Linked DNA regions of Homo sapiens: region 2 is linked to region 1. A link is a contact called in ENCODE Hi-C or POLR2A ChIA-PET data. All regions are on one chromosome and are shown on one strand. Each heading gives the region's core, a stretch centred on a gene start or an enhancer-like site at or near the end of the contact. The rest is flanking DNA. Distances are from core to core; before and after follow the strand shown.

The links. Hi-C counts contacts between places; a loop is a spot of excess contacts on that map. ChIA-PET counts read pairs that join two places held with the same protein, here RNA polymerase II (POLR2A). Pooled maps may share reads with other maps.
Region 2: a loop to region 1 is called in a map of B cell, with 5 times the contacts of the local background. The contact joins the enhancer-like site here to the promoter of CLCN4 in region 1. A Hi-C loop is called at or near these places in 5 of 168 maps with a recorded cell type or tissue (B cell, Calu3, GM12878 and 2 more), 21 of 37 single-sample maps with no recorded cell type and 11 of 50 pooled maps. POLR2A ChIA-PET finds 5 or more read pairs at or near these places in 1 of 52 experiments (activated B cell).

The regions. Positions count from the first base shown.
Region 1 is chrX:10,153,511-10,158,689 of GRCh38, reverse strand. It overlaps CLCN4 (chloride voltage-gated channel 4), which reads right to left and starts at 1,715. Exons shown (of 13, transcript NM_001830.4): 1 at 1,590-1,715; 2 at 139-401.
Region 2 is chrX:10,116,796-10,121,974 of GRCh38, reverse strand. WWC3 (WWC family member 3) reads right to left here. Exons shown (of 24, transcript NM_015691.5): 12 at 4,286-4,851. Among named protein-coding and RNA genes, the nearest start is that of CLCN4, 38 kb to the left of the region's middle. RefSeq lists an enhancer at 2,252-2,546. Within about 2 kb of position 3,099, at least 2 of the 41 ENCODE cell types and tissues checked have a DNase peak (open chromatin) inside an H3K27ac peak, as active enhancers do; they include B cell and OCI-LY7, where a contact is called at or near this core.

The DNA of each region.
Region 1 (5,179 bases), core at 466-2,965:
GCGCCGCAGCAGCCAGAGGCCCCACTTTGGGTTTCTGGGGGCGCAGCCGGGCTGCAGGCCCGCGGGCCGGGCTCCACCTGCAGCGTCCGCGCTGCCGGGGGCGCCGGGGAGGGCATCCAGGCGCCGCGCGCCCCTTACCTGCAGTGCCGCATCGCGCCCGCGGCCGCCCACCTGGACAGCATCCTCGAGCATCCTTTCTTCAGCGCGACGGCTGCGAGCGCCGTGACATCACCAGGAGGCGGGCCCCACGCTGCCACGTGACGCCCTCGGGGCGAGGCAGGGAGGTGTGCGCGGGGTGGGGGGAAGACCCTGGAAGTCCCGGGAGGTGAGGGTCGATGGCCAGAAACCCTCGCGCTGGCCGCCCCTCAGGCGTTTCGCTTGATGTGTGCAGCTTGCCTGGCCTTTCGCGAAGAATTATGAAAAACAACACACAGGAGGAGAAATCCAAATTATTACAGGCTCCAAGCGAGTAATAGGATTTCAAAAGAATTAGCAATAAAGGGATTACAGTGAAAGGAAATACAATTTCATGTTTTATTTTAAAACTAGTATTTATCAAATGCAGTGGAGAAATAAACATTTTGTGCAAATCAAAATGACACAAAATATAGCATGGACATACTTTGCCTAGAGTTTCTATGTTTCAAGCCGTATATCGAGTATTATACCAAACACTTTAGTTCAAAGCAATTCATTATGGAACATTATACTAATTGCACGGATGAATAATGCTTTAATTACTCTGAATAGCTGCATTCCAATATTAATTTGTATTTGCCAAAGGAAAAAATGGTGACACCACGTATTTCTACTACTTACTTAAATATGTGATGATTTAAAATAAAGCACTGCTACGTGAGCATGGTTGTATTTGTGTCTCTGTTTTCTTACATCTTCTGGCAAGGCATTTAATCTCTGAGACATGACTTAATTCACAATAACTCATTATTTCACATTTTCTAATCTTTATCACATTCTGAAGAAGTGAGTCATTTTACTATCACAGAAAATATGTACAATGTCAACATTTCTCATTCACAACTGAAACAGCCTTGCCTAGAAAGACTTTAGAAAATTACAACTGTGATAATTTTGTAAATTTGAAATAGCGTATTTCAAACTTAAGCAGTGCACATATAAACTTTTCTTTTGCCAAAATACACAAGCGTTTTTGAAATGTAAAAGGACAAAAGCAAAGACTGCTTTTATTTGTATTCCAATTGCAAATAGATTCATTTACTTTCACTTGAGTTAAAAATCACAATTTTAACATTCCCTTTGCTCACAGCCCTGAAGGAGACATGAAATAGATTGTTTTACAAGCAGGCTAGAGTTAAGTTTACTTGCAGTTTATTCCATCAGCTTTCGTGTCCTTCTATATTTAACCCTGGCCCTTATACCGTGATTCCCTCCAAATTAACCAAATTTCTGTTCAGAAGGTTAATCTCTAATTTGGGGATAAATACAGCCCTTGACTCTCACAGCGATCAATTATTTTCAACACCAGATTTTAAAAATCAACAAAGTCGCAGTGTACTTTACTAGGTCACTCCTCTCAAATTTGTTTTTCTGAGTGATAAGCAGCTTACCTTCCGCTTTCAGATTCTGAGATAAAGTTAAAACGCTACCGAAATCTCCTGCTCCTTTGGGTTGAGGGTCTAATGGAGGCAGAAACTGACAAGCTCATTTTCCTGCCAGAGGCAAATGTCGATTTCAGCCCGGAGGGCCCCGGAGGCCGGCTGGGAGCATCACGTGCTCGGCCCAGCCACTCAGCCCTGCCCAGCCAGCCTGGTCACCTCTTGGCTCCGGAGCCCCGCCGTGCCAGTGTCATTCGCCTCCTACCCCCGGAGCATTCGTGTCCAGAGAAAACCCGGCGTCCCGGAGACAGGACGCCCCACCCTCAGGGGCTGGGCTGCACGGAATTCTGTGACCGGATTTTCCAGCATCAATGGGAGGTGGTGGGTATACAAAATGCCCTGCAGCCTGAAGAGGATGGTAGCACGGTGCAGACAGCCTTGCTCCGTATTCCGGCTTGGCTGAAATGACGAAATACAGGCAACCTTCTTCATCCTGGAGCAGTTTTTTTGCAGTAGGTTAGTTTCACCTTCTCTTTTTTCTAGGTGATTGCTCAATTGTAAAAAACATTGCAGCAAACCGGCAATTCAGACAAGGCCCAGAACTGGGCCAAGCAATTCTCAACAGAATGAGAGAGCTGTCTGAACACCCTCCACCCTCGCCTTTCAAATTGTCATTTTAGCCAAGATTAAAAAACAAAACCAAAAAAAGCAAAAACCAATACCACCCATGGGAATGTAAGTTGAGCAATCTTTCTGGTGGTCTGTTTAGCATTTTTCCTACCAAATGCCTTACAGATACACAGTTTCGCCAATTACTCCGGGCCCTACAGCTGTTGGTATCATGTGCTCCAGCAACTTGATGTCCAAGAATTTGTCCTGGGGTGTGGGGAGTGGGGGTGGGGGGAAGAACGGTGTGCAAACCCCTGACTAGGGAAAGTTTGCTGCAATATTACTTATGATCTCAAAGCACTGGAAACAAGTTAAATCTCCAAAAACAGGGGATGTTTTAAATTATAAGCCATCTGTGCAGTGGAAGAATTAAAACTAATACGGTGGTACACACGGATGGAAAAAGACATGTGCAGCGGATTAAATGGGAAAAAAAATGGAAGCTTCAAAGCATTATGTGCTGAGTGATCCGTCGTTTCTATGTAGGTGTAATATATTTATATCTACACATATACCTTTGCGAACACAGAAAACTATTAGGAAATGAATTCACTAAAGTATCAAACATGGTATCTCACTGGTTAGTGGGATTAAGGGTGTTTTAAATTTTTCTTCTTTTAAGCTTAGAGATATCGTCTAATTTTTCCACAGTGAATATGTATTGCTTTTATAGCAACAAAAAAATTGTTTTCTTAAAAGCACCATATAGACATGATTATGGAATAAACAAACAGTTTTGGCTAATTTTTTAATGCAGATTTCATTACTTGAAGATCCTGAATTCTTAACCACAAAGTCCCGAGGGAACAATCCCTAGCCATCCTAGATTATTCTGCTCATGAAGATCTTTAGGAAAGAAAGTGCCATTCAGGGGCCGTTGTTAATATTTAACCATCTGTATGTCCAGTTTTAATTTCTCTTCCATTTAAACCTACTTCTTTTTACTTTGCTCTGTGTGGAGATAGAAAGCTGGTTATTACCATCCTTCATGAAAAGATTCTTTCAATAGTTACGGAATAATAACCTTTGAGTTTTTTGTTCATTCGAGACAGGGTCTCACCCTGTCTCCCAGGCTGGAGTGCAGTGGCACGATCATGGCTCACTGCAACCTCAAATTCCTGGGCTCAAGCAATCCTCCTGCCTCAGCCTCCCAAGTAACTGGGACTACAGGCTCTTTCCATTGTCTTCACAGATTTCTCTTTCCTATCCCTTTGAATCTTCTACATTTTTTCTCTTATCTGCCAGTTTTCTACAGATGTCATACAAGGTTTAGAACAGCGGTTCTTAATGGGGTGATGTTGCTCCCTTTCCCCCAGGGGACATTTTTGGCAGCCACAACTGAAGTGGGAGGAGCCGTGTGCTCCTGGCATTGAGTGGGTAGAGGCCAGGGCTGCTGCTGAACATCCTACAGTGCACAGGACAGCTCCCTCTCCACTCCTACCTCCCGGGACAATGAACATTTCGGCCCAAAATATCAGTACAATAGTGCTGAAGTCGAGAAACCCTGGTTTGAATTACTGATGGAGTATAATTTGATGCCCAAGATGTTCCATTTCCCAGCCATTTTCAAGAGTTCCCCATTGTATGATGTGCTGGAAGCTCTCTTCATTATAAATCCCTTAAAGGTAGTACTCCCAGCATGTGGGACGTGTCATTGCCCACCTGTGTGTGCACCACAAACCACCTCTGAAAAGAGACATCGGGAACTGCTAAGGGTGTTATCTCTAGGGAGGAAAACTGTGTGGCTTGGCACAGAGGTGGATGGGAAATTTTCATAGATTTGGATGCACTGTATATTTTTAAAACAGACATTTTCCCACCACTAAATTGTTAAAACTCACTATTCAATTATTCTATAAATGGTGGGTTTTACAAAACCTAGAGGTGAGGACCCTATTGCCTCTTTGTGTCCAAGCCCCCATATATATGTGTGTGTGTTTGTATATATATTATATATTATACATATATATTTTATATATATATATATATATATATTTTTTTTTTTAGACAGTCTTGCTTTGTCGCCCAGGCTACAGTGGTGCAATCTCAACTCACTACAACCTCCGCCTCCCGGGTTCAAGCGTTTCTTGTGCCTCAGTCTCCTGAGTAGGTGGGATTACAGGCGCCCACCACCACACCTGGCTAATTTTTGTATTTTTAGTAGAGATGGGGTTTCACTATGTTGCCCAGGATGGTCTCGAACTCCTGATCTCAACTGATCCGCCCGCCTCAGCACATGCACCCTGTAGAGAGTGCCTTCCTCTGCAGCATGTCATCTGATTCTCGCAGCAGCTGGTTAACAGGAGTAGGGCAGATCTGCTGTGCACCCATTTTGCAGACAGGCTCAGAGACAGCCCTGACATCAGCCTCCTGTTCTGATGGAGGCTGGAGCACCCTGGGGTCAGGCTAGGTCTTCTCTGGCCAGGACCCCAGCTTCTTCCCCAGGCGCCTCTGACCATCCCCTCCACCCTTCTTGGAGCCACAGCTTCCTGGGACCCTCTGGACAGCACTCACCAGCTTAGACCCAAATTATTTACTCGCATTAACCCCTGAGCTCCTGAGCTCCTGAGCTCCTGGAAGGACAGAGGGGAGCTGCATTTACCTGCTCTTTGAAAGCCCAGCATATAGCACTGTCTCTGGGATACAGTTTGTTACACCAGAACTAAAATTTTCCCAAATGTTCTCAGCCAACCGCTTTAATCATACACCATCTTGAAGTATTACATGGCTGTATTGCAGTATTACTGCCTGTGCTATTTTGCCAAGCTTCTGCAAGCCCCACTTTTCCCTTCTGTAAAACAAGGAGAAGGAGGAAGAGTAATAGTATCCACCACTTGTAGCTGAGTGAGACGTAAGTGAGAGATCTGGAAAGAGCACAAGCAGTGCCTTATTATTAGAATTTGAGACACAAGAAAAGTTGTGTACCCCTAAAT
Region 2 (5,179 bases), core at 1,850-4,349, 38 kb after region 1:
TTTTTATCTTTCACATCTATTTTATTCAAGAGCCAAAAATAGCCATTGAAATGTTTCCTTTTAACATTTCATCAGCCGTTTCTACCCATTTCCTCATAGCAATAAGTTCCTTTTAACAAAACCAATACAAACATGTATATCATCTTCCCGCGCTAAATGCAACTGTGAGCCCAGGAGTCTGTTTTGTGGAGGGGCACACTCGGCTGGAACACGGAATCAAATTGGAAGCCCCAGCTGGGCACTCCACCGTCACTCAAAGCCAGCTCCCGCTTCCATCTCCGCACTTTTCTTTGGCTAAGTTCTAGAAACGGAAAGGGTTGACCTTTGTGCCTTCCTAAACTGAGTCCACTGGTGACCATCTCTCCTTTCAACCAAATTATCATCCACGCCAATGAAATACAAACATGTTCAACAGCACGCAGAACACATGGGGCTGTGGCCTTTGGTCTCACAAGGTTAAGTGGAGGCCGAGTGAATCTTCCAAAGGTCTGCCATACCACATCTGGAGAATTCGCTGCTTCTCCCCCATCAGCCAGGGCTGGAAGCTGGCCTCCATCCTACGGTGGCCGGAGGCACTGCCTCTCAGACAGATCATGACTCCAGATGCCAGCTCTCCTCTTTATCCCTGCCACATGGAAGGACCCAAACACCTGGCCCTCAACTGCAAATGGAAGCCCCCCCAACCACTGCATCAACCCCCAGCAAAGGAAACCACCACTACCATTTGCATTCCCAGCCTTGACACGCGTGGTCCCCAGACTCAGCTGTAGATGCCTGCAGGGAAACAGCACCAGGTAATGAGCCTAAGCACCTGCAACCAACCCAGCCCAAGGCGCAAGTCTGGCCACGTTTCTCTCTCATCATTGCCATAGAAGTCAATACAGAGAGGAAAGAAATGAAGGAGCTAATCCTCGAAGCCCAGGCTGAGTCACTGGACCCACAGGGTGGGTGGAAGTAGGAACTGCCAGGAGGAAGTCCTGTCGGCAACTGCCCCGGCTGAGAAAAAGCACAGACTCCACGCTCCACACCCCGGACACCTGCCCTGGGGCTTCAAGGCACAGAGGTGGACCCTCAGGAGCAGTGCCAGGGAGACAAGGGTCAAATCTTCCCCATGTTCATGTGAAAATCTCTTTACTCCCTTTTCATCATTCAAGACAGACAGACACTAAGAGCCAAGGATGTGAACAGTGCTTGGTAAAAAGGAAGAAAATACAGTCAAAACCACAGCATAGCAGAGCTGCCAGGTGGCATATGACAGCAACGAACGCCATTACATTCCAGAAACAAACACATACAGGGAATGAACAGTGAAAGCTTCTAGGAAAGTTCTTAAACAGCTTGAATATTAACAATGAGATAACAATAAGGCCAATTGCCAACTTGTGTTGAAGCACAGCTATAAGATAACCGTCGTTGGCCACACCCCAGCCATCCTGAACACATCCATCCACAGCACAAACGTATGCCTGGGGCCTGAGCAACAACGCTGAGCAAGGGGACTCCCAAGGCCACTTACAGTGAGCACTTCTGTCGAGCCGCATGAGGAGATAAAAAAAAAAAAAAGCACAAAGTGAAAACACTGCAGAATTTAAGCCAACAACATTAAACAGAATATCAATATCATAAAAACATCAATATGAGCAAAGTCAAGATTTTTACAGGTTTTGATTAGCAAATACTAATGGGTAGATGAAAATAGCTAAGTATTTCATAATCATAACACATTTGACTTTTAAAATCCAGGGAAGACAAAACTGTAACAAAAACGTAAATAGTATGAAAAATCACAGTGTATTGCCCCACTCCTCTGACCTGCCTTCTGTTTCCTCCGATTGATTGAAAACACAAGGAAAAAATCATTCAGAGGCTGGTTTGCAAGTTTGGACAACTTTGATTTTTATCTTACAAAAATTTTGTCTTACTAAGACTTGCTGGGGGCCAAACTTAGACTGCAGTGTTCCCAGCACAGCTGATACATGATGGGGCAGGGGAGGCGAGGAGCCCCCCCTGTGTCCATGCCTGAAGCTGGCTACCCAACCCGGCCCTCTGGGGACACCCAGCAGGGTCAACTATTTCAAGTTTCTAAGGATACAAATAAACGTGTCCTTAGAACAACATAATACATATGTGTCCTTGAAACAATGTAATATATGTAACATATAAAACCATCACCAGATGGCAGTATCATAAAAAGCTACCGCTAGGCGGCAGTGTCACGCAAGAATCCACCACCGATGTCATATAAGAATCTACCACCAGATGGCAGTGTCACTCAGGAATTTATTGGCGGTGTCATATAAGAATCCGCCACCAGATGGCAGTGCCATACAAGAATTCATCACCAATGTCATATACGAATCCGCCACAAGATGGCAGTGTAATACAAGAAATAATCACGAATGACATATGGCTCCACCACGAGATGGCAGTGTCTACACACGTAAGCAAATACTTCCCAGTCCAAGAAGTTTCAACCATTATAGCATCTGCCACGGAAAGCAAAGGAAAAAATAAAGAAACCAGGATGTGAAATTAAGTCAGCGCTTCTCCCTCCCACTCTGTCTCTCCTCTGACCCAAAGTGGCCCTTGGGCCTTGTGCAGATTTTATGCCTAACTAGACTGACATTCTGGAATCTCAATCCCTTAAGGAGAAGGTGGTGGGAGAGAGGAGGGAGACTAAGAAAGAAGTCCTAATTGGATATTTCTTTTCTGACTGAACGGAATAAACATGGAGCAATCAACCTGTGGTTATAAAGAGGAACAAAGCTAATGAAGGATACCTGCATATATGGACTTCAGAAACAATGTATCTGGGGATACCAAAGTGTGTTTGCAAACACAGGGGCAGACACCAAAATAGAGATGCCAAAAAGCCCTGGGGCAGTCTCAGAACATGATGGCCTCTGGTTACGCACGTAAGTGCCAACAGACTACTATTTTATAGAGTGATCAACCTATCTATTGATCTACCAATCCATCTATCTCTTGGGTAACAGAATGGTGGCAAATGGAAGGGGTCACAAAGATCACTGCATTCAAGGGTGGAAAAGGTGAGACTCAGTCCAGGTATGTGTTCAAGGTCACACAGCTAGAAGTGGACAGGGCAGGGAACAAAAGCCTGGTCTCCCAGCTGCTAGTTTGAAGCTGTTTCCACTACACCACACTGGTTCTGCTCTCTAGTTTTATTTCTACCCCTTGCCGCATAAATACTCCATAGTACGTGACTAGGGTTTCTCAGCCTCAGCCCTCTTGACATTTGGGGCTGGACCATTCTCGAGGGGGAGGGGGTGCTGCCCTGTGCATGCCAGGAGCATCTCCCATCCCCTAGTTGTGACAACCAAAAATGTTTCCAGACATTGCCAAGTGTTCCCCAGGGGCAGGACGCAAAAACACCCCTGGCTGAGATCCACTATGCTGCACAAATTATCTAGTGTTTGCCTAAATGGAACATTTAAAACATTTTTGCCGTGCAAATAAAAGTCAATTAAATGGGCTGAACTTCAGGAACGGGAGACCTTGTTCTTGATCCTCTTTAAAACCAAAGGAAGATAAAGTTGCCATGGGTGGCTGAGAAAAGCACATGGGGTCAATATTCCCTTCAATAGCAGTTTGGTCTTCCAAGCAGGCTACAAGCTGAAAGACCCCAGCTCCGAGGAGGAGCTGAACCAACACCAACTGAATGGATGAGGCTCCACGGAGCTCCGTGTTTTTCCATTTGAAGAATCACCAGAGAAACCAAATCAGTAGAAATGACCGATACTTACAGGCATGTCTTTTGAAATTACACAATTATTTTCACTTCCACATTTGATAGACCTATGTTCTTGGAAACTATGAAAACTATAAAAGATAAAGAGATGTCAAAGCAACAAAAGAAGTCAAGATTTCCACTAGCTACAACCAGACACCTGTTGGCATAATGGTCTCAGGCGGGCACACACTGACGGTTCCATCTCGGCACGCACGCTGCAAAGGTCATGAAGGCCCTAATCCATCTCCAGCAGCCTCTGAATGTGGAAGCCTGTGTAGTTCTTACCCTAGTTTTCAACAATTAAGTATTTTTTGAAAACAAGCCAAATACCTAGGAAAGACAACTTTGTCAATTTCAATGATCTTTCCCCAACACAGATCAGAAAGAGCAGGTGTGTGCTCTTCCCGATCACATCAATATTCCTAAACGTAAAGCTCACCATGGACCTGGAAAGCCAGCCATCCTCACTCTGGACCCCACAGTTTCCGCCCTGCAGGTAACCCTCGCCCCGCAGGAGGCCACATCCGCACTTACTTCCACCCACGGGAGCGCTGGCTGGTGGGGGTCCTCGCTCGTGCGGCCCTTCCCCATCCCCGGGGACCCCGTGTGGCTGAAGGGCCGCCATGCCTGGTAAGTCTTCGTCCCCCATAGCCGAGGCGTGTGCCCGCAGTCTGTCTAGGGCGCCCAGGCCTGGCCCCTCACAGCTGTCCGCCAGCTGCGCCAGCGGCGAGTCCCGTGAGGCAGGGAGGAAGGGCGTGTCCAGGGGCGAGCTTGGGGGCGACAGCGAGGACAGCGAGGAGCGGGAGGACAGCGATGCCAGGGACTGGGGCGTGTCCAGGGACCGCCTCTGCTTGTGGAAGCCCGAGGGGCCTGGGGGCTCTGAAAAGGGAGCATCTCGCCCCAGAGAGTCGAAGGGAATGAGGTCGAAGCGTAGAAGCTGGCTGCCCTCAGCGTCGGGCTTCTCGTACTGCGGGAGGCCGTAGATGTCCGTGAAGCTGACCGAGCTCAGGGAGCCCCGGCTGGAGGCCAGAGACCCACGGCTGGAGGCTAGGGACCCGCGGCTGCTCCCCGAGGACACCGTCAGGGTGCTGGCACACAGGCTGAAATGAGACAGCATGGCCATCTGAGATGGCAGGGCAGCCACCCCTGCTCACCCTGTGAGCACGGAAAGGGTGGCAGAGAGCAGTGGGCAACAGCAGAGACCCGTGCCCAAGTCCCAGTCCCAGTCCTGGCTGGAACACATACTAGCCAGGTACACTTGGTCAAGCCATTCACCCCCTCTGGGCTCCCACTGGGGCTGGGGTGAGAACAGTTCCCACCTGGGGCATTGTTAGGAGGAATATCTGAGAAAATGACACATCTGAGGCCCTTGACATTGGCCATTCTTGAGCAGCCAAATCTTACTAGCTTAAAAAGTTCGTATGCTTT